Linked DNA regions of Homo sapiens: region 2 is linked to region 1. The links are chromatin loops, found by intact Hi-C in ENCODE. Cell type or tissue: left lung. All regions are shown on one strand. Links, peaks and the distances in the headings refer to the core of each region. The heading gives the core; the rest is flanking DNA.

Region 1 (10,722 bases), core at 1,348-9,347:
GGCACTACAGTCAAACCTCTTGGGTTCAGATATTCTTAGAGCAAGCCCCTCACTTCTCTGAGCCTCAACATCCCCATCACATCACAGCGTCTCCCCAAAGTGTGTGTGTGAAGATTAAATTGGCTGAAGGGTGCCCAGGACTCAGCAGTGGACCTTGTGAGAGCGTGCAGGGCACCAGGGCTTCTCAGACAAGGAGAGGCAGAAGGAGGGAGCGCATTACCGCATTACCGTTTCCCCCACCCCCGCCCCAGTTTGCTGTGGTGTCACTTTTTTTTTTCCCTTTTTTTGTTTTTGGAGACAGAGTTTTGCTCTTGTTGCCCAGGCTGGAGTGCAATGGCGGGATCTTGGCTCACTGCAACCTCTGCCTTCCAGGTTCAAGCAGTTCTGCCTCAGCTTCCTGAGTAGCTGAGATTACAGGCATGAGCCACCACCCCCAGCTAATTTGTGATTTCGCTTTCTGCAGTTTCAGTTACTCATTGTTGGGGCTCAGAAACCAATACCCCGAAATATAGTGGTGTGACATTCTGAACTGAAGAAGCCTTAAGGTCTCTCCGACCAGACTCCCACAGGCCCCCCAACCCTTTGTCTCTTCCAAAGCATACAGTGAAGTTGTTCTCTGAAGTTCCTCATCTGCCTTAAGTCTGGACCCACCAAAGAAGAAAACAATGACCACTGGTCCCTTCCCGGAGTTTTCTCTGACTGAACTGCTGTCACAGGAAGAAAGACTGAAGCCTGCTCACATACCTGGACAGATTTTGCAAACCGTTGTCTGCTCTGTGAGCCCAACAGACTTTGTCCCAGGCCACTGTATGTTCTTCAAGCCCACTGAATTCCCCTGAAAATCATTTACTAGCCCCCTGAAATTACCCACACTTCCCCATTGCTCATCTGTACCCCATTTCGTGGTGGGGCAGTCACTCTGATTTCCCCTTGCATGCTAATGAATGTGTATTCCATTTCTATTCTGCTTTCATGAGCTGACTTTTCAGTGAACCTTCAGAGGGTAAAGGGGAAGTTTTCCCTTGGCCCCTGCACCGCAATTGGTAAGGTCCAAAATGTTAAATGGAAAATTCCAGAAATAGCTGGTCGTGATGGCTCCTGCCTGTAATCCCAGCACTTTGGGAGGCCGAGGTAGGTGGATAGCTTGAAGTCAGGAGTTCGAGACCAGCCTGGCCAACATGGTGAAACCCTGTCTGTACTAAAAGTACCAAAATTAGCTGGGCGTGGTGGCGCACGCCTGTAGTCCCTGCTACTTGGGAGGCTGAGGCAGGAGAATCACTTGAACCTGGGAGGCAGAGGTTGCAGTGAGCAGAGATCGCACCACCACTCCAGCCTGGATGACAGAGTAAGACTCCGTCTCAAAAAAAAAAAAAAAAGAAAATTCTAGAAATAAACAATTCATGTTTTAAATAACTTTCATTACAGTATATTGTTATAATTGTTCCGTTTTCTTACTGGTTATTGTTAGTCTATTACTGTGCCTAATGTATAAACTTCATCATAGGGAGGCACATGTGTACGTGTAGGAAGATACATATGTAGGCTTTGGTACTATCTGGGGTTGCAGGCAGCTGGAAACATCTTGAGTGTATCCTGGTGGATAAGGGGAGTCAACCGTGCTCCTGCAGGGAGGTCAGAAGCAGCCTCACAGGGTGCAGAGCACATGAGGTTTCAAAGGCAAAGAGCACTGCCAGTGCCCATGGCTGGGAAGGGGCTTTCTGGTGATGTTTGTCATTTGAGTCCAGGAACAAGCCCTGAGTGTATGTGAGAGGGGGTTGTAGGGGGGCTGTGGTAGGGGCAGCAGGGACCCCTCTGGGCTCCTCCAGCAGAGGCAGAGGGCCCTGAAACCTGGGGCAGGTTGTCGCTGGGAGCCGGGCATAGGTGCCCTCTCCCTCACCCCCATCACCTGACCAGCCTTGCTCCTCCTTGCTTTCTCTCACAGCCCAGGGGACTCTCGGGCACACCCAGGCCCCAGGTGGCCTCCTCCTGGGTTCATACAGGCCTGCTTAATGTGTACATGTCTGGGCTGGGGAGCAGGAACAGCCCTGACTGGCCTGAGCTGCTTCCAGACCCTTCATGCCTGCCCATGGCAGTGCTTGGGGATGTGGAGACCAGCAGCCCCCTGCTCCGTTCTGCCTCCTCAGTGGATGCCCATGGCCAGACAACAGATACAGCCTGGCTCCGCTGTGTCTGACTGGGCTCCCAGCCTCCTGGGCTGCCCTTGAATCCACTGCAGAGGCTGGATGGGGAGGCGGTGTGGACAGGGCAGTGTCTGAAGTCACATGTGGACGGACTCAAGCTCTGGCTCCAACACCCAGGCCTGAAGGCCTGGGGCAAGGCACTGAGATGCTTTGAGCCCAAACCATCTGAGTATCAAAGGGGAAGCCAGGATCCCCAGGGAACCCTGGTCTGAACAAGCCCGCCCGGCATGCAAGGCTTTAAAACAACCCAGGACACGCTGGCCAGTGGCCTACATGATGGGTGGTTTGCGTCGTGCCCGGCAGGCTTGTTCAGAGTGGGCTGGGCAAACAGCCTTTCATGTAGGCCACTGGCCAGCAAGCCCTGGGTTGTTTTGAAACTTTGGGTTGGGGGCAATCCACTGTAAGCACCTTGGGGTCCATGCAGCCATAGCAGGGCTGGGGAGCCACCTGGGCTTCTGCCCAGTCCTGTGCGTCTCAGCAAAACCTGGATCTACAGCTCCAACCTGAGAGGTTTATTCTGAGGATTAAATAAGGTGAAGTGCTCAGAACAGTGCCCAGTCAACGCCTGTGAGGACCTCAGCAGCTGTTGCTTTTTACTATTTTTCTGTCAAGGTGCGGCTTCGTGCGTCTCTGCTGTTGTGTTTTTGGTGGCAACTGGCAGGCTTCTGGGTGCAGGAGGGGTGCAAGGGGTACCCAGCTCCAGGTCCAGCGGGGAGCATGAGACTGGCTGGGGCCAGGTGGGAGGCGCCGCAGGGTCCACCTTCTGTCTCTCCTGTGGGATGCCCTTCATCCTCACTAGGTTTAGACTTCTCCATCTTTGAAAGTCACCATCTGCCCCAGGGAGGATGTTAGGTGGCCCTGTTCCTCTTGCGACACTGGAGCCCAGAACTCACATGGAGGGAAGACCCAGGAGCCTATCTTCACCTCCTGCTGACAGTGGGTTCCTCAGGGACTCAGAGCAGGCAGGCGGGGGCTACCTTGAGGCTGAGCTAAGCTATCCCCGTGGATGGGACTGTGAGTCCTGTCGAATGTCTTGGGGAGCCGAAGGCAGTGCTGCCTCCTCCATGTTAAAGGCAATGGGTGGGTTGGGGGTGTTCCTGAAGGCTCACGCAGGTCCCATGAATGCCCTGTGTGTGTCCCTATAGGATACCTGGTCCTATCAACAGGCTGAACCCGTTCCTGTTCCTGGGAGGACCTGGGGACCCCTCCTCAAGCTACACAGCACCCAGAGGAAGCATGGCAGGAGTGGGCTCAAGTTTTATTTGGAATCATTTAAAAAAAAAATTCACAGCAGCATAAGTGGGGTCAGAAGGACCAGAGGGTGGGTGGGGCCGAGGGAGGGCAGTGAGGTTGGTGCAGCAGCACAGGTGGACAGGCCAAGGGTGGCCAGGGAGACGAGGGCAGGAGCGTGGGCAGCCGCATGTCACTCAAGGCGGGCACTCCTTGTGCTAGGAGGGGATGGTGTCCAAGGCAGAGGAGCGCTCTTCAGGTCATCCACGCTGGCCTGTAGCCCTCTAGTCTCCCCCACTCTGGGCCTGGGAGAGAGAATGACCTGCACACCCAGCTCCAGGCCCCAGCCTTAATGGGCCACCCTGAGTGGGCTGAGAAAAGTTGTCTTCTGTGCCCCATGCCTGAGGGGTCATCCGTGGGGGGACCTCCCACTCAGGTTCAGGGTTAGCCCTGTACACAGTCCCTGTAGGGGCTGTGGAAGGTCAGGAGGCCCCTCTGGGCCCTGGGAGCCCAGGAGGGAAGCAGTGCGTCTGTGGGGGATGGGGTCCCTACCAAGGAACCCCCCATGGTGCACCCCAGGAGCCCAGCTCCTACCTCCTCTGCCACTTCCTCTTTCTCTTTGGATGCCTCACCCTCCTGTTGGGGGGCAGATGGCCTCAAGTCCTCCTGTAGGGGACAAAAGGGGGCATGAGACCATGTGGAGAATGCAGAGACCCCTAGCTGCCCTGCAACCAGGGCCTTGTCTACCCTGGCCTCAAGGAGGAGCAGAGGCCCCTCGTGGCCTTGTTGTACTTGGAGGGGCTGGAGGTATTGGGGGCGTGCAATTCAGACAATACCCGGGGCTCTGATGATGCCGAGGCCTTCCAGGGGCACCAAGTACCCTGGAGCCCAGCTTCACCCCTCAAGCTGGTCCCCAGTCTCTGGGAAGCCCCTAGTTGGGCTTCACTGATGAGGAACCTGGGTGGGGTAGGGTGGAGTGGGGGTTAGAGTGGGCAGAGGCCCCTGAAGCCCCAGGTCTGACCCCACCCTCAGTAGCCCTACAAGGAAGACTGATTGGGGTTCACATAGGGACTCTGAGGCCAGGGAGGCTTGGCATGCAGCTCAGGGCCTTCGAGCTCAAAGTGGTGGGGTGTGTTGGCATCAGATCAGGCTTGCTTCAGGCCCACTTCAGTCCACAGGAGCATGGCTCCCTCTCTTTGCCTCCTGGACAGGCTCTGGGCTCAGGCTGGTCAGGGCCAGCAGAGGTTACACAGTCCTCTCTCACTTCCCATCTTCTATCTCCTGCACTCCATGCCGGCCAGACACTTGCGTGAGATATCATGACAGCTGGGTGTGTAGGACCACACTGGTGATTGCCCTGCACTCTGGCCTCAGCACCTGCCTCTGGCGGGGGACGGGGGGGAGGCGGGGATACTGTCACCTCTGTGTTGCCCCAGGGCCATCCTGCCCCTTGGCGGAGTGGGGCATAAAAGGGCAGTGCTGTGCTGGCGGGAGTCGGCCAGGCTATCCAGGGGCAGGGCAGGTGGCCACCTGCTGAGTCCTGCTGCCCTAAGGCTGATGATGAGGCCAGGGGTATGAGTGGTCAGATAGTCCCTGCTGAGGCCTTTCACAGTTCACTGGGAGATGAGTCGTGACTGGTTTTGGGGTGTCACCAGGAAATGAGTCTCCCTCGAGGTGGCTCCAAGGGCTCACTAGCCCTGCTCCGGGATTCACAAGGAATGCCCGGGCACCCTCACCCCAGGGCCTCTTTTGCTGGGGGTGAGGAGGGAGGAGCCCCCTGGGGCTCTATGTGTTCTGCCTGGGACACATGATGATGATGATGATGATGGTCACCTTCCTCTGCTGGGTGCTCACATAGACCAGGAGAATTGCTTCATGGAGGTCATGGCCCTGCCTCATCACACAGCCCAGGGAGGCCGACACTCTCACCCCCATCTTGCAGATGAGAACACGGAGGCCCAGAGAGGTTCCTTTGCTTCTCAAGGTCATACGACGAGAAAGGGGAACTAGGAGAGGGAGCGGCTGCCAGCTCCAAGGACATGGAGACCCTGTGCTGGCCCTGGAAGCAGACACCTGGGCATCGCCCCAGAGCCAAGAGGAGTAGGGCAGCCCCCACCCTTCCACCCACCCACTCCTAACGCAGGGATTCTCAGTGCTCAGAGCCTCAGACTCCACCACCTAGGAGGCCTGGAGCAGGTAGGAGAGCTGGACACTGCTCCCCCGCCCCACCCCCAGGTAGGAATCCTAGCCCAGGCCACCACTTACACTGCCACAGGGTCTCTCAGAGTACAGGCTGCTCAGGGGAATTCCAAGCTCACATGAACTAGCCATGGGACCTTGGGCACATTAATCTCTCTGGGCCTTAGTTTCCACACCGTCTCATGGATTTTGTGTCTATTAAATGAACTAATAAGCGTACAATGCGTAAAGCAGAGCTTGCTGTGTCACAGGTGCTGGGACAGCTCACCCAGCCAACACCCGTCCCTGGGGTGCGCCCCACTGCTCCTGTGCTGTCTGCTATTGGGCCGCACACGCATGTGTACATTCACACGCATGTACACCCACACATTCTCACAAATGCACCCACATGCTCACTCAACACACGTGCACACACACACAAAGGCAGCTGCAGAGGGTAGGGTCAGAAGCAGCACTGCTTTCTTACCACTAGGGGACGCTACTTCCCTGAGGCTCCCAGCAGGAGGCAGCTGCCCCGCCCAGCCCAGGGAGGGAGGCTAGGCCCTGGGGGCGGGGCTGGTGCTACTCAGCCCCCGGCCTGGTGACCACTGCCCGGGAGGCTGCCTGTCACCGTGTGGGATCCTGTTTTCACTTATAAAATGGGGTGTCTCCTAAGTGCTGAGAGCCGTCCGGAAGATGTGGTTTTGAGCCTCACTTTCCTTGTCTATGAGATGGGCTCCCAAGTCCCCCGAAGGGGTGGTTGTGGTGATTCCAGACCCGAATGCAGGTCGAACAGCAAGCATGGACCCCACCCCATGCCGGCGCTCAGTGGGTACTGAAACTGAAGCCAGCCGCAGCCCCCCGTGTTGTTTCCTGGGGTGTGGAGTGGAGTGATGCCGCCTCCGCCCAGCAGCCTTTCTGGGCCCAGGAGAGGACTGGGCAGGTCTGAGGGCCGGGGCTCACCTTGCGCACCACCCCGGAGGTGACCGCGATGTTCTCCGCCTCCTCCACGGTCTTGGTGGCCACAGTGTTGACGCTGCTCACCACAGCCTCGCTCACGGCGTTGGCCTGCTCCTTGGTCTTCTCGGCCACTATGGGAGGACACTGGCTGGCCTCCACCCCAGCCCCAGCCCCAAGGCAGGCCTGCTGGAGTCAGGCTCGCAGCCCCTTCCCAGGAGCTCAGAGCCCTGGCCCTGCTGGGACCCTCCCCTGCTCCCTCTGACTCCAGGGCACCTCTGATGCTGGTGGGGGTAAGGAGACGCCCACCCTAGTTTAGCCTCATGGTCTGCAGGGGTCTGTAGGGCTTGGGACCCCAGTTGGGGGTAAGGCAGGACTCTAGGTTTGAGCCCCAGCACTAGGATGCAGGAGCCCCAGGGGTCCTATCCCCCATGTGTCCCCTGGCCCTGGGGCTTCTCACCTGAGGTCACGCTCTGTACAACATTCTCCTTGGTCTTGGCTCCTGGGGAGGAAATGGAGCTGTCAGCCCAGACCTCCCTCGAGGTGTTGGGGGCGGTCAGGACAAACACAACAGAACAGCTGGACAAACTGTGGGGTCGGTGGGGGGGTAAGGATGGTGTCTGGGGGCCGGCGGCCCCTTCAGAGGGCCTCTTCCTGCTGTGTCTGGAAGAAGTGGATGGATGGGAAGGGGACAGGACAGAATGTGGGGGACAAGAGAGAGCAGGCCTGAGGTAGGGACACTGGCTAGACCCAGGGTCCAGCCCCTGCCCGGGTGTGGCCGGGCCTCAGAAGCAGCAACAGGACAGGATGGGCCAGAGCTGAGTCATTGGCTTGACCTCCCCTTCCTCCTCTGGAGAGTGCCAGGAGAGGATGCGGGGGAGGGAACACTGAGCCTAGGTTTCATCCCCCAGCCTGCCCCTTCTCTCTGGGGAGGGAGGGGATCCGTGACCTGGCTGTAGCCGCTCCCGTGTGGAGAGGGTGGGGGCCACCTGAGCACAGGCTGCTCATGGCTTCAGGGGCTCCAGGCTCAGGGGAGGCTGGTATGCTTGGGAATGTGTGTGTGCGTGCACAGACAGGTAGCCAGCCCTGTCTGCGGTCTCTGACACCCAGAGGCCCCGAGGAGGCCAAAGACAAACACACATAGGTGTGCACAGGGCATTGTGGGTGCTCCAGGGTCTGGAGACCCCACCTTGATAGCCAGGGCCTCGCCCCCTCCCAAAATGCCTCCCTGGGGCTGGGGAGTAAGGTCTGGCGAAGGTAACTGGGCACTCACCCTTTGGCCACCACACTGTCCCACCCTGCCATGCCCCACTTACCCACATACATGACCCCCTCCTTGGTCTTCTCAGCTGCTTCCGTCACCCCCTGCTTGGTCTTTTCCACCGCACCCACCACGCCCTCCTTGGCGATGGAGAAGCCCTTCTTGAAGACATCCATGGTGGGTGTGCAGGGTTGTGCTGCTGCAGGCAGGACGGAGCTGGATCTCCCTGCGAGCTGCGGGCTTGAGCTGGCTCGAGTGCTGCCGCAGCGGCTGTCCCCGATGCCTCCTATTGACGCCGATGAAATATTGATGCGGAGGCCAGCTGGAGCCCAGCCAGCCCTGCGTGCAGTGGGGGCGGGGAGGGAGGGAGGGAGGGAAGGAGGTTCAGCCTCACCTTCCTCCAGGATAGGAAGGCAGAGACCAGGCTCCCTGGGCTCCTGCTGGCTCAGCCCAGCTCTCCTGCCCCGTGCCCTCCATGGGCTGGAGGGGGCTGGCCACCTCCCAACCTGTCCCTCATTCATTTACTGCCCTGCCCACCCATGGGGGCAGCCCTGGCTGGGTGCTCTTGGCCCCAGGGGTGCTGTGTCTATGCTGCACCTGGACAGACAGGCACAGAGAGGGGAGGCGCCTTGGCCATTGTCCCCAGCTTCCTAGGTAGGGGTCAGGGCCACATAGGCCTGTTAGGTGAGAGCAGCCAACCTCCCGCGGCCTGGGCTGTGCAGCTACCCACCAGCATCCTGGATGCCGCTGGACCCTGGGCTGCCATGAAACCGGTTGGAGGATCTGAGGTGGGTGGGGGTGGGGAAATGAAGGACTTCCTCATGCCTTGGCCTCTGGCTGCATGCTGTGTGACCCCAGAATAGTCCCTTCCCTTCTTTGAGCCGCCCAGTGCTGAAGGTGCTGAGGAGGCATGAATTGCCCCCCATTTCCTGGCCAGCAGTGTGGATGGGCAGCAGGTCCCCTGAGATGGACCTGACCACTTCCTGTGGCCCCACCTCGAAGTCCACGCTCTTTTCATGGCTCCCAGGGAGCAGGTTCCCATAAGGATGCATTTGGTGGGGCCACCCCATGTCTACCACATTCCCAGAGTCCCTGAGCCAAGTCCTCAGGGACAGGAACTGGCTTGTGTGGTTGGCGGCCCCTGTGGGGCCAGCCAGGGTAGTTGGGGGGCAGGACAAGACCCACCGGGTAGGCCGGCCCAGGCCACTTCCTCTCTTTGTTGTCCTCGTATTTTCTTTTCCTCCTGAGATTTAACTTGAAGACAACGTCACTAGCAGTTTCTGGAGCTACTTGCCAAGGCTGAGTGTGAGCTGAGCCTGCCCCACCACCAAGATGATCCTGAGCTTGCTGTTCAGCCTTGGGGGCCCCCTGGGCTGGGGGCTGCTGGGGGCATGGGCCCAGGCTTCCAGTACTAGCCTCTCTGATCTGCAGAGCTCCAGGACACCTGGGGTCTGGAAGGCAGAGGCTGAGGACACCGGCAAGGACCCCGTAGGACGGTAAGAGGGCCTGGACCTTGGCAGAGGTCATGGAGTAGGATCTGAGTCCCAGCTCAGCTAGAGCAGAGCCTCTCTAGACCTCACTGGGGTCCCATCTGTGAAATGGGCTAATAGTATCTATCTCTGGGCCATCTGTGAGGCTGAAAAAGTAGTCTGGACTGGGTGTTTCAGGATCCACCTAAGAATTGCAGGGAGTTCCCTGTCGGAGCCATGGCAGGGAATGGGGCTTGGGGGGCTGGCAGGGAGGCACAGCTCCTACCATCAATCACCCAGCATGGGGCACTGGGGGACTGTGGCTGAAGCCATTGCCAGCTGGCCTGGCTATGCCTCCTGTTCTTCCAAAGAAATCAATTCTGAAAGCTGAGACCCAGCAAGGCTGCCCTGAGATTTTGATCTGAGTTCCCTGGGGACCTGACTCTGACTGCCCAGCAGTGAGCAGAGACGGCCCCCTGCTCTCCAGAGCACAGTCCAGGGCGCTCTGCCTCAGCGACCCAGCAAGTGGGCAGGATGGTCTTGCAACTGGACCCAGAACATAGCTTTCCAACATTCTATGTGTACAGAGCCAGGGCCCATCCTGCTGATGAGGTGTTGGGCCTGTAAGTCCCCCCTCATCTCCAACTGCCCCTCAGTCAGAGCAGCAGGTGCTGTTTACGGGGCCCCCAGTCTCAGGGCCAGGCACCTTGCCACGTGTATCTCAGTTCATCCCTCCAACAGCCCCACTTACAGAGGAGGAGCCTGAGGCTCAGAGAGGCTGAGGGGCTTGCCCAAGGCCACACAGCTAAGGAGCAGGATCTGAGTTTGACTTCAGAGCTCATAGTGAACTCTCTGCAGCACTTGGAGCCAGCCCCAGCCCCCAGATGCTCCTACCTCCACCCTCCTGCCCCCACACACCAGACCTGTTTGGCTAAGGGCATCTACATGGATTTAGGGAGTGAGGGGGGGGCCAACTTACACTTCTGTGCGGTGTATGAGAGCCACCATCGCAGAGCGGACCTGCCTGGGATAGGTCTCATTTGGCTTCTGAGTTGCAGGTTTGTTGGGTGCTTTCCTGAAAACAGATTTGACCAGGGAGGGGCAAGAGGCCCCTTAGTGAGGGTCTGGTGGCAGTGGCGTGGGGAACAGTGGCTGAGCAGTTGGCCATGGAGAAACCTCATTCCCGCCTGCCCCCAACTCTGCTCAGGGCTGGGAGGTGCAGGTGATTCTCGGTGGTGGGGCGGCAAGGGGAGCAGGGGGCGGGGGAGGGGCGGGCTGGATCCAGCCACTCCGCTCTGATTTCAGGACCAAGGAAGCTCCACGCCTTAGTCTCAGGCCACCTTCCGCCTTTTGATGAAAGGGAGGATGAGAGGACCCGGTGGACGGGAGGGAGGAGGGAGCTGCTCCTCTTCCTCCCCACCCCCTT
Region 2 (10,722 bases), core at 1,356-9,355, 140 kb before region 1:
ATAAAAACTTTAAAAAAATTTTTAATTTTAAGGGCCAGGCGCAGTGGCTGATGCCTGTAATCCCAGCACGTTGGGAGGCCACAGTGGGCAGATCACGAGGTCAGGAGTTCGAGACCAGCCTGGCCAATATGGTGAAACCCCATCTCTTCTAATAATACAAAAATTAGCCAGGCGTGGTGGTGCGCGCCTGTAGTCCCAGCTACTTGGGAGACTGAGGCAGGAGAATCGCTTGAACCCGGGAGGCAGAGGTTGCAGTGAACCAAGATGGCACCACTGACTCCAGCCTGGGCAACAGAGCAAAACTCCATCTCACCAAAAAAAAAAAATTAATTTTAATAAAGTCCAATTTATCTATTTGTTCTTTTGCACTTTTGGAGTCATATTTAAGAAACCTGCCTGATCCAAGTTCATGAATATTTAAACCTACATTTCCTTCTAAGCGTTTTATAGTTTCAGTTCTTATATTTAGGTCTTTGATCCATTAAAATGATAATTCTTGAAAGCTAAGAATTTCAATCATAAGACCTACAGGCTTAAGAGAAAAGAGAGCTTTTTTTTTTTTTTTTTGAGATGGAGTCTCACATCATCACCCAGGCTGGAGTGCAATGGTGCAATCTCAGCTCACTGCAACCTCTGCCTCCCGGGTTCAAGTGATTCTCCTGCCTCAGCCTCCTGAGTAGCTGGTATTACAGACACCCGCCACCACTTCCGGCTAATTTTTTGTATTTTGAGTAGAGATGGGGTTTCCCTGTTGGCTAGGCTGATCTCGAACTCTTGACCTTGTGATCCGCCCGCCTCGGCCTCCCAAAGTGCTGGGATTACAGGCATGAGCCATTGTGCCTGGCCAAAAGAGAACTTTTTATTTATTTATTTACTTATTTTGAGAGACAGGGTCTCTCTCTTGTTGCCCAGGCTGGAGTGCAGTGGTAGAATCATAGCTCACTGCAGCCTCAACCTCCTGGGCTCATGCGATCCTCCCACCTCAGTCTCCTGAGTAGCTGGGACTACAGGTGTGTGCCAACATGCTCAGCTAATTTTTGTATTTTTTGTAGAGACAGGGTCTCACTATGTTGCCTAGGCTGGTCTCAAACTTCTGGGCTCAAGTGATCTTAACTGTGTCAGCCTCCCAAAGTGCTGGGATTACAGGCATGAGGCTCTGCACCCAGCCAAGATTTAATATTGATACAGAATCTATGAAATCACTTATTCCTTTGTAAAATGTAGTAACATACATTTTGAACTCAAATGTGTGTGTGAGTGTTTATATGTGTGTATATAAAATTAATCCTCAGAACCATACCACTGCACCCGGCCAAGACAGCTTTTTAAATTCTAAAACTGTGATTTTAACTATCACCAACCAAATCAAGAAAACTTTCATGGCAGAATTTGTCATGTAGACTCCAGCACAGAGGAAAGGCAGGTGATGACATAAGTACAGTTCTCTCACACTGATCAAGATGACATAAAAACTTGGGGGAAGAGTTCAAAGAAAAACAAGAGTTAAAAGAAAGAGTGGATGTAAATTTAGAATTTTTGCCTCCTGTCCTATCTGGAGCTAAATCTTATTTGAGGGGCCAGGTGAGGTGGCTCACGCCTGTAATCCCAGCACTCTGGGAGGCCGGGGAGGGTGGATGACCTGAGGCCAGGAGTTCGAGACCAGCCTGGCCAACATGGCGAAACACTGTCTCTACCAAAAACACAAAAAATTAGCTGGGTGTGGTAGAAGCGCCTATAATCCCAGCTACTCGGGAGGCTGAGGCAGGAGAATCGCTTGAATCTAGGAGGCAGAGGCTGCAGTGAGCCGAGATCGAGCCATTGCACTCCAGCCTGAGCAACAAGAATGAAACTGTCTCAAAAAAAAAAAAAAAATCTTATTTGCGGAAGGGTAAGAAAAATCTCCAGTGTTTGTGGGGAAGGACCCAGAATGGGAAATAATTGTGTTTCCCTTTCCCAAGTTATGGTCCAGGGACTGTAGCCATTTAGTAAAACCTTGCACCTAATACAATATCATGCCTTGCTAAAGGCATAATAGCCAATGACATGCCCAAACCATATTCCTGAAAAGCTGCTTTATTAGGGTCCCAAGCATATCAGCACTCACCACTGGGCCAGTATACCCAAAACAGCCTGGGATTAAGGAGGACCCAGCATGCACAGATGTGTTGCCCAGGGGCTACAGTAGTAGCAGGGACATCATCCTCAGAAGTGGCAGAGGCAGACAATCCCATTCAAGACCAAGCCAGTCATTTGCAATGGCTCAGAAGGACAGAGGACAGCACAAAGATAAGATGACTCTCCCTTAATGCCAGGAAAAATTATAAGATTTCTCTACCAATACCATCTACCATAGGGAAAAAAAGGGAAGGGGTGGGCTCTGTGAGGAAACTGAACATTTACCAAAAGGACCAAGTATTTACCAAGGGTTTAGATTAACATGTAATTAATTTAGTTAAGCCAGAAGCTACTGACTTTTTATCCTAAAGTGGCAAGATTGTTTAGCAGGATTGTTCTCTATTACCTAGTAGAAACAGAGCTAAGGAAATTTTAGTTATTTAGAAATGAAGTTGGCCAAGCACAATGGCTCACACCTGTAATCCCAGTACTTTAAAAGGCCGGGGTGGGAGAGTCACTTCAGCCCAGGAGTTGGAGATCAGCCTGGGCAACATAGCAAGACCTCATCTCTAGGCTGGGCATGGTGGCTCAAGCCTGTAATCCCAGCACTTTGGTAGGCCAAGGGGCGGTGGATCACTTGAGGTTAGGGGTTCAAGACCAGCCTGGCCAACACAGCAAAATCCCGTCTCCACTAAAAAATACAAAAATTAGGCTGAACGCAGTGGCTCACGCCTGTAATCCTAGCACTTTGGGAGGCCAAGGAGGGCGGATCACCTGAGGTCCGGAGTTCGAGACCAGCCTGACCAACATGGAGAAACCTCGCCTCTACTAAAAACACAAAATTGGCCTGGTGTGGTGACGCATGCCTGTAATCCCAGCTACTTGGGAGGCTGAGGGAGGAGAATCACTTGAACCTGGGAGGTGAAGGTTGCAGTGAGCCAAGATCACGCCATTGCACTCCTGGATAACAAGAGCGAAACTCCGTCTCAAAAAAGCAAAAAACAAAAATTAGCCAGGTGTGATGATGTGTACCTGCAATTCCAGCTACTTGGGAGGCTGAGGCACGAGAACTGCTTGAAACCAGGAAGCAGAGGTTGCCATGAGCTGAGATTGCACCACTGCACTCCAGCCTGGTGACAGAGTGAGACTGCCTCAAAAAACAAAAAACAAACAAACAAAAAGTCATCTCTAAAAATAAAAAAAAAAGAAAGAAAGAAAGAAAATTACATCTTTGTATATTTAAGTATGTAGTCTACAAAATTTATGCCTACTATACTTCCAATTGGGTTTTCCACTGCACAAAAGGTAAAAATGTAAAGCACTTGCCTATATGATCTGACTGCTTATCCACCTGTCCAAAATCACAACATTCTCCACTAGGACAACCACAGTCACACTGGATTTCTGTCCATTCCTAAAACATGTCAAGGTCTTTTCTGTATCACAGTTTTTCCACACGCCATTTCCTTCACTTAGGATGCCTTTCCCACAGCTCTTTAATAGGTTGCTTCAACTCAGCCTTTAATTTCAGTTTAAATGTTTCTTCTTTTCAAGGCCTTCTCTGAACACCCTATATAAAGTAGGTATTCCCCATTATCCCATAGCACAGCACCATATTATTTTCTTTTTTCTTTTCTTTTTTTTGAGAAGGAGTTTCCCTCTTGTTGCCCAGGCTGGAGTGCAGTGGCAAGACCTCGGCTCACTGCAACCTCTGCCTCCCAGGTTCAAGCAATTCTCCTGCCTCAGCCTCCCCAGTAGCTGGGATTACAAGGGCGCACTACCACGCCCAGCTAAGTTTTTGTAGTTTTAGCAGAGATGGAGTTTCACCATGTTGGCCAGACTAGTCCTGAACTTCTGACCTCTGGTGATCCACCTGCCTCAGCCTCCCAAAGTGCTGGGAATACAGGCATGAGCCACTGCACCTGGCCTTTATCCTACATTTTAAATCTCTTTTTTTTTTTTTTGCCAATTATTGCTTTAGATTAATATCTATAGAAAAAAAATAGTCTCTCTGTGCTTCACTAGTTTTCGATGGCCCTCCAAGAATGCAATCACAAGGATTCCACATTTAATGGGGAAACTGTGGAGGACAGTAACTATGTAAAAGGCACTTTGAATATCCACCCCATGTATCTTCAAAATAGTCTCATCTCAAGCTATCCTTCTGATATATTACTATAACATAGAGAATCCAATGAAACTGTCATTTCTGCCTGTAGGACAACGAAACTTCTAATTTCAACATAAAGGCCAGTTTAGCCCTCTTATTTTAATCCACTTGCCTATGTGTTACATTGATGATAACAAGGTGCTAATGGCAACTTCATCTAAAAGTCTGTTGAAATCATTTAAGCATCTGATATTTCATTATAATCCTCAGATTATCCCCAGAAGTTGAGGATGGATTTCTGTTCTGTCTTCCTGTCTAGTAAGAGAGTAAACACGACAACATGAAAACTACTTCCTTAAAAGCTGTCAATAGTAAAAAGCTGTTCAAAAAACAGAAGGCATAATTTTAAAACTGTTATCATTGTATAAGATCTCAAGGAGAACTAGAATTTGAAGACTGTTTACTGTATACAATATGAAACTGCAAATATCATAATTCCTAGTTTCAAATTTAAGAATGTTCCCCCCCTTTTGTAAATTGCGTTAAAAAAATATATTATCACAGTAAGACAGCAGAGAGCAAGTCAGTTATTTTCTGTGGCAAATATGGCAGACACTGTGAGTTGTCTAACAATTATTCCTTCTGGCCGGGAACAGTGGCTCATGCCTATAATCCCAACACTTTGGGAGGCTGAGGCGGGTGGATCACCTGAGATCAGGAGTTCAAGACCAGCCTGGCCAACATGGTGAAACCCCGTCTCTACTAAAAATACAAAAAATTAGTCAGCCATGGTAGCAGGTGCCTGTAATCCCAGCTACTGGGGAGGCTGAGGCAGGAGAATCACTTGAACCCAGGAGGCGGAGGTTCCAGTGAGCCGAGATCCCACCACTGCACTCCAGCCTGGGCAACAAGAGCAAGACTCCGTCTCAAAACAAACAAACAAACAAAACCAATTATTCCTTTTCTACCTTTCTTCCTGGCTGGCACAGTCTGCCTGTACTTCAGAGGCCAAAAAGTGCCAGTAAGTCTTCCTTGTAGCCTCCCTTACAGCCAGGGCGTGGCATGTAACCAACCCAATCCTAGCTACTGGGGTCTAAGAGAGTTGAAGGTAGCTGGCAGGCCTTTGGAAAAGGTTTCTTCACTAATACCGGGATATGCACAGGAGGAAACTGCTGTTTCTCCATAGAACTTAGTTATGGCTACATGTGACCTCTGGAACTGCTGAAGCCCTTTTAAAACCCTTAGGAAAGATATCACAAACTGGCTGAATGTGTAACAGAGAGAAGAGCAGAGTAGGTATCTGATGGTATCATTGAGTCCTTGGACTGTCAATGGAAAAGCCCTGCCTTCAGACTTCTTGTTAGATAATGTTATCTTGGTTTATGGCTTTCCTTTAAGCCATTTTTATTTGGATATTGCTACTCGAGGGTCAAGGCATCCTAAGGAATCTCTATCTTCTTACTTCAGGTCCAATTTCCTGAGCTGACTCAACATTATCAGCGTCTCTACCTTGTGCCTAGTCCTTCATTGACATGTCTTTCATTAAGAAGCAAGCGCAACATAATTATACTCACATATATGCTTCACCTAAAGTCTGTTTCTTCTGCAACACCTCTAGAATGGTCAAGGAGAAGGTACTTTTTGCTTCTCTGGTGTATTTTTCAGTTATGTCTGTTTTTAACAGCATTATAGATGTGCCCCAATTTTTACCTTACACTTCCCTTCTTATTATCCTCTAACACCATACCGAAATTACAATTGATCTAAAACTTTCAAAACCAAAATGCTCAAGATAGGATAAAGATTTTCTTTTCTAGAGGGTGGTCCACATCATTAAACAGAGCTGAATGGCAAGGCATCTTGAATGATGAACAACTGAATGTGCCATACTTTATATATAAAGAAAACAAAAAACCTGACCTCTATTTTAAAATAAAGATTAAGAGAGGCATAATAAATAACATACAGGTGAGATCAGAATCCTACCTTAGTGGCTGGGTGTGGTGGCTCACACCTATAATCCCAACACTGGGAGGCGGAGGCAGGCGGATCACAAGGTCAGGAGTTCAAGAGCAGCCTGGCCAACATGGTGAAACCTCATCTCTACTGAAAGTACAAAAATTAGGCGGGCGTGGTGGCAGGCACCTGTAATCCCAGCTACTCGGGAGGCTGAAGCAGGAGAATCACTTGAACCCGGGAAGTGGAGGTTGCAGCGAGCCGAGATTGTGCCACTCCTCTCCAGCCTGGGCGACAGAGCAAGACTCCGTCTCAAGAAAAAAAAAAAGAATCCTACCTTAGTACAGTTAATTTGTTAATATATTTTTTAAATTTTTATTTTCATTTTCTTTTTACTTTTTATTTTTTTCCTAATTTAGCTCCCATTTATAAGCACAGTTAATTTTTTTTTTTTTTCTGAGACAGAATCTTGCTGTTGTCACCCAAGCTAGAGTGCAGTGGCGCCATCTCGGCTCACTCCCGGGTTCAAGCGATTCTCCTGCCTCAGCCTCCCAAGTAGCTTGGATTACAGGCACTCGCCATTATGCCTGGCTAATTTTTGTATTTTTGTAGAGATGGGGTTTCACCATGTTGGCCAGGCTGGTCTTGAACTCCTGACCTCAGGTGATCCACCCGCCTCGGCCTCCCAAAGTGCTGGGATTACAGGTGTGAGCCACTGAGCCCAGCCAGCACAATTTTTTTTTTTTTTTCTTTTTTGAGATGGAGTCTTGCTCTGTCATCCAGGCTGGAGTGCAGTGGCACAATCTCGGCTCACTACAACCTCCGCCTCCCGGGTTCAAGCGAGTCTCCTGTCTCAGCCTCCCAAGTAGCTGGGATTACAAGCACCTGCCCGCCATCATGCCCGGCTGATTTTTGTATTTTTGTAGAGACGGGGTTTCACCATGTTGGCCAGGCTGGTCTTGAACTCCTGACCTCAAGTGATCCACCCACCTCAGCCTCCCAAAGTGCTAGGATTACAAGCGTGAGCCACCATGCCCGGCCAGCACAGTGAATTTTTAAGAGACCTCACATGTTTCTTGCATGATAGCTTAAAAGGATAAGATCCTATATTGTTCATGTTTACTCACAACATGAAAGGAACCCTTAACCAAGAGTTGATAAACCTTTGTTGACTGTTACTCAGCAATACAACAAAATGAAGACTTACCCAAACCAGCCATGCAGATGTAACTGCCATTAATTAGGAAAAGGGTTTTTTAAGAGGAAAAAGACTACAAACCCTGAAGATTACAGGTCCTTTTCTTTGACACAGTTTCTGTTATTGTTTTTTGTTAAAGCATGCTCACTAAAAGGAAAAAACATCAAAATTACAACTTCTCTGAAAATCAGTTAGAAACACAAAAGCAAATATTAGAAAGTTTTCCTGAAAACTTTGGCACAAAAGTTTGCAAAACAACTCATGATATACCAAAATGACCAATACTTGAAAAACACATAACTAGGGGATATTCATTTTCAACCAAAGTGCTGTTTAAGCCAAATTGTTGTGATGATCAAATTGCCTTGAACCAAAGCGCATGCCACCCTATATTTTCAAACCATGGTCTCATTTATCTTTAAGCTTTGCCTATGCTGTTTCCATAGTATCCCCACTTCCATCTGGCTGATTAATGAAGTATTAACTAGCACTTGAGAACTAAATCATATTAAAATTAGAAACACCAGGACCTAATAAAAATTTCAAGATTTTTATTTATTTATTTATTAAAAAAAATTTTTTTTTTGAGACGGAATCTCACTCTGTTGCCAGGCTGGAGTGCAGTGGTGAGATCTCGGCTCACTACAACCTCTGCCTCCCGGGTTCAAGTGATTCTCCTGCCTTAGCCTCCTGAGCAGCTGGGACTACAGGCGTGCACCACCACACCTAGCTAATTTTTGTATTTTTAGCAGAGACGGGGTTTCACTATGTTGGCCAGAATGGTCTTGATCTCTTGACCTCGTGATCCGCCCACCTCAGCCTCCCAAAGTGCTGGGATTACAGGAGCGAGCCACCACGCCCAGCCAGATTTTTAGTACCTTGTTTTAAAAGTCCTTGTTTACTCAGAAAAAGTAATCTCTTTAAAAAATAAAAAAAGTCCTTGTTTAAATTTGTGGTGTCTCATGTCTATAATCCCAACACTTTGGGAGGCCAAGGCAGGAGAATCGCATGAGACCAGCCTAGGCAACATAGGGAAACCGTATCTCTTCAAAACAATTTTTAAAAATTTTTTTCTTTTTGTTTTTTGAAATGAAATCTTGCTCTGTCGCCCAGGCTGGAGTTCAGTGGCACGATCTCAGCTCACCGCAACATCCACCTCCTGAATTCAAGCAATTCTCCTGCCTCAGCCTCCTGAGTAGCTGGGATTACAGGCACGCACCACTGCACCTGGCTCATTTTTTGTGTTTTTAGTAGAGACAGGGTTTCACCATGTTGGCCAGGCTGGTCTTGAACTCCCAACCTCAGGTAATCTGCCTGTCTCAGCCTCCCAAAGTGCTAGGATTACAGGCGTGAGCCACTGTGCCCAGCCAACAATTTAAAAATTACCCAGGGTGATGGTTCACCCTTGTAGTCTCAGCTACTTGGGAGGTTGAGGTGGGAAGACCGCTTGGGTCCAGGAGTAAAAAAAAAGAAAACAAAACAAAATTAGCATGATTATTAAATTCTTTCTAAGCCCAAACTTGAAACTTATACATAAATAGGTAAAGTAGTCCCAAGACCAAAAGAGTTGAGAACTGTTCTTTGTAATAGGTTATCTATTACAGCATTGTTATAACCACAAGAGTTTGGAAATAACCTTCATGTCCATCAATAAGAGATTGGTAAAAGTAATTATGGTGCGTCCATGCAATAAAATACTATGCAACATTGAAAACTAATGAGGAGCATTAGGCAAGAAAATGAAATAAAACACATTCAGATTGGAAACAAAAAAAGAAAAACTATCTCTATTTGCAAATGACAGCATCTTGCATATAGAAAATCATACAGAATCCACTAAAGTAAATATCAGAATGAATAAATGAGTTCAGTAAGGTTGAAGCATACAAAAACCGTTCTGTCGCCCAGGCTGGAGTGCAGTGGAACTATCTCGGTTCACTGCAACCTCCACCTCCTGGGTTCAGGTAATTCTCGTACCTCAGCCTCCCCAGTAGCTGGGATTGCAAGCATGCACCACCACAACCAGCTAATTAATTTGTTGTGATTTTGGTAAAGACAAGGTTTCTCTGTGATGGCCAGGCTGATCTGAAACTCCTGGCCTCAAGTTATCCACCCACCTCAGCCTCCCCAAGTGCTAGGATTACAGGCGTGAGCCACCATGCCCAGCCTAAACTATTGTAATTCGATATATTCACAGTGAACAATCTAAAAATGAAGTTAAGAAAACCATTCTGAGCCAGGCGAGGTGGTGCACACCTGTAATCTCAGTTACTCAGGAGGCTGCAGCAGGAGGATGTCTTAAGCCCAGGAGTTCAAGGCCATACTGGGCCACACAGTAAGACCCTATCTCTTAATAAATAAATATTTCTACTTACAATTGCATCAAAAAGAATACTTAGTAATAAATTCAACAAAAAGTACAAAACTTGCTTTGTATTAGTTGATTACACATTTTATTTTGAAATAACAAATATCTTAAATTTTCAAAGGCCAATTCTCCTAAAACATTTAAGCCAAATATACACAAGGGTATAGACTCAAAGTATTACTGCTGCAGCCTTGATTCTCTTGAATTCTATACTTGATTCTAAATTATTCTGGGGCCAGAATATGCTTGCCATTAAGGAAATAATCTTGTTATGCCACAGAATTTCGGGAGTTACCATCTCATATAATTTTTGGGAATTGCTAACTTAGCTTACTTGGTTTTAAGAAGTGCAAAACTTATCCTCTGACAGTGATAAAACAGTCCTGAGAGAAGTTTTAAAAGACCTACATATACAGAAAGATATCCCATGTTAATGAATCAGAAGATGTAATATTGTTAAAATGACACTAATTCCCAAATTGATCTACAGATTCAACATAATCCCTATCAAAATTCCAGCTGACTTCTTTGCAGAAATTGGAAACATGATCCTAATTCATATGGAGATAGAATAACCAATCTTGGAAAAAAAAAATTTGGAAGACTCACATTTCCCAATTTCAAAATTTACTACAAAGCTAGAGTAATCGGCCTGGCACAGTGGCTCATGCCTGTAATCCCAGCACTTTGGGAGGCCGAGGCGGGCGGATCACCTGGGTCAAGGAGTTCGAGATCAGCCTGACTAACATGATAAAACCCCATCTCTACTGAAAATACAAAAATTAGCTGGGCGTAGTGGCACGCACCTGTAATCCCAGCTACTCAGGAGGCTGGAGCAGGAGAATTGCTTGAACCTGGAAGGCAGAGGTTGCAGTGAGCCAAGATCGCGCTATTGCACTCCAGCCTGGGCAACAGAGTGAGACTCCATTTCGAAAAAAAAAAAAAAACTGGCGTAATCAAGACAATGTATACTGA

The links. Peaks named below come from ENCODE experiments on the same cell type or tissue, not always from the same donor. Only the 100,000 strongest peaks of a DNase experiment are listed, where the experiment ranks them.
Region 2: a loop joins it to region 1, with 2.0 times the contacts of the local background. A loop is called at or near these places in 14 of 110 quality-filtered maps.

Annotation. Positions count from the first base shown.
Region 1 is chr10:86,955,979-86,966,700 of GRCh38, reverse strand. It overlaps MMRN2 (multimerin 2), which reads left to right and starts at 9,086. Exons shown (of 7, transcript NM_024756.3): 1 at 9,086-9,323. The coding sequence starts at 9,160. SNCG (synuclein gamma) reads right to left here and starts at 8,102. Exons shown (of 5, transcript NM_003087.3): 1 at 7,883-8,102; 2 at 7,027-7,068; 3 at 6,573-6,700; 4 at 4,026-4,097; 5 at 3,443-3,736. The coding sequence starts at 8,003. The coding sequence ends at 3,716. ADIRF-AS1 (ADIRF antisense RNA 1) reads left to right here. Exons shown (of 2, transcript NR_170185.1): 2 at 373-1,414. RefSeq lists enhancers at 1-286, 543-862, 4,212-4,811, 5,412-6,012, 7,213-7,812 and 1 more. In left lung, for the core only: CTCF peaks have their summits at 5,884 and 6,085 (motif pointing right); no DNase peak of the experiment used is centred there; H3K4me3 peaks cover 1,929 bases; H3K27ac peaks cover 3,228 bases; H3K27me3 peaks cover 395 bases.
Region 2 is chr10:87,100,452-87,111,173 of GRCh38, reverse strand. The region is part of intron 2 of SHLD2 (shieldin complex subunit 2); the gene reads right to left. Among named protein-coding and RNA genes, the nearest start is that of SHLD2, 11 kb to the right of the region's middle. In left lung, for the core only: no CTCF peak of the experiment used is centred there; no DNase peak of the experiment used is centred there.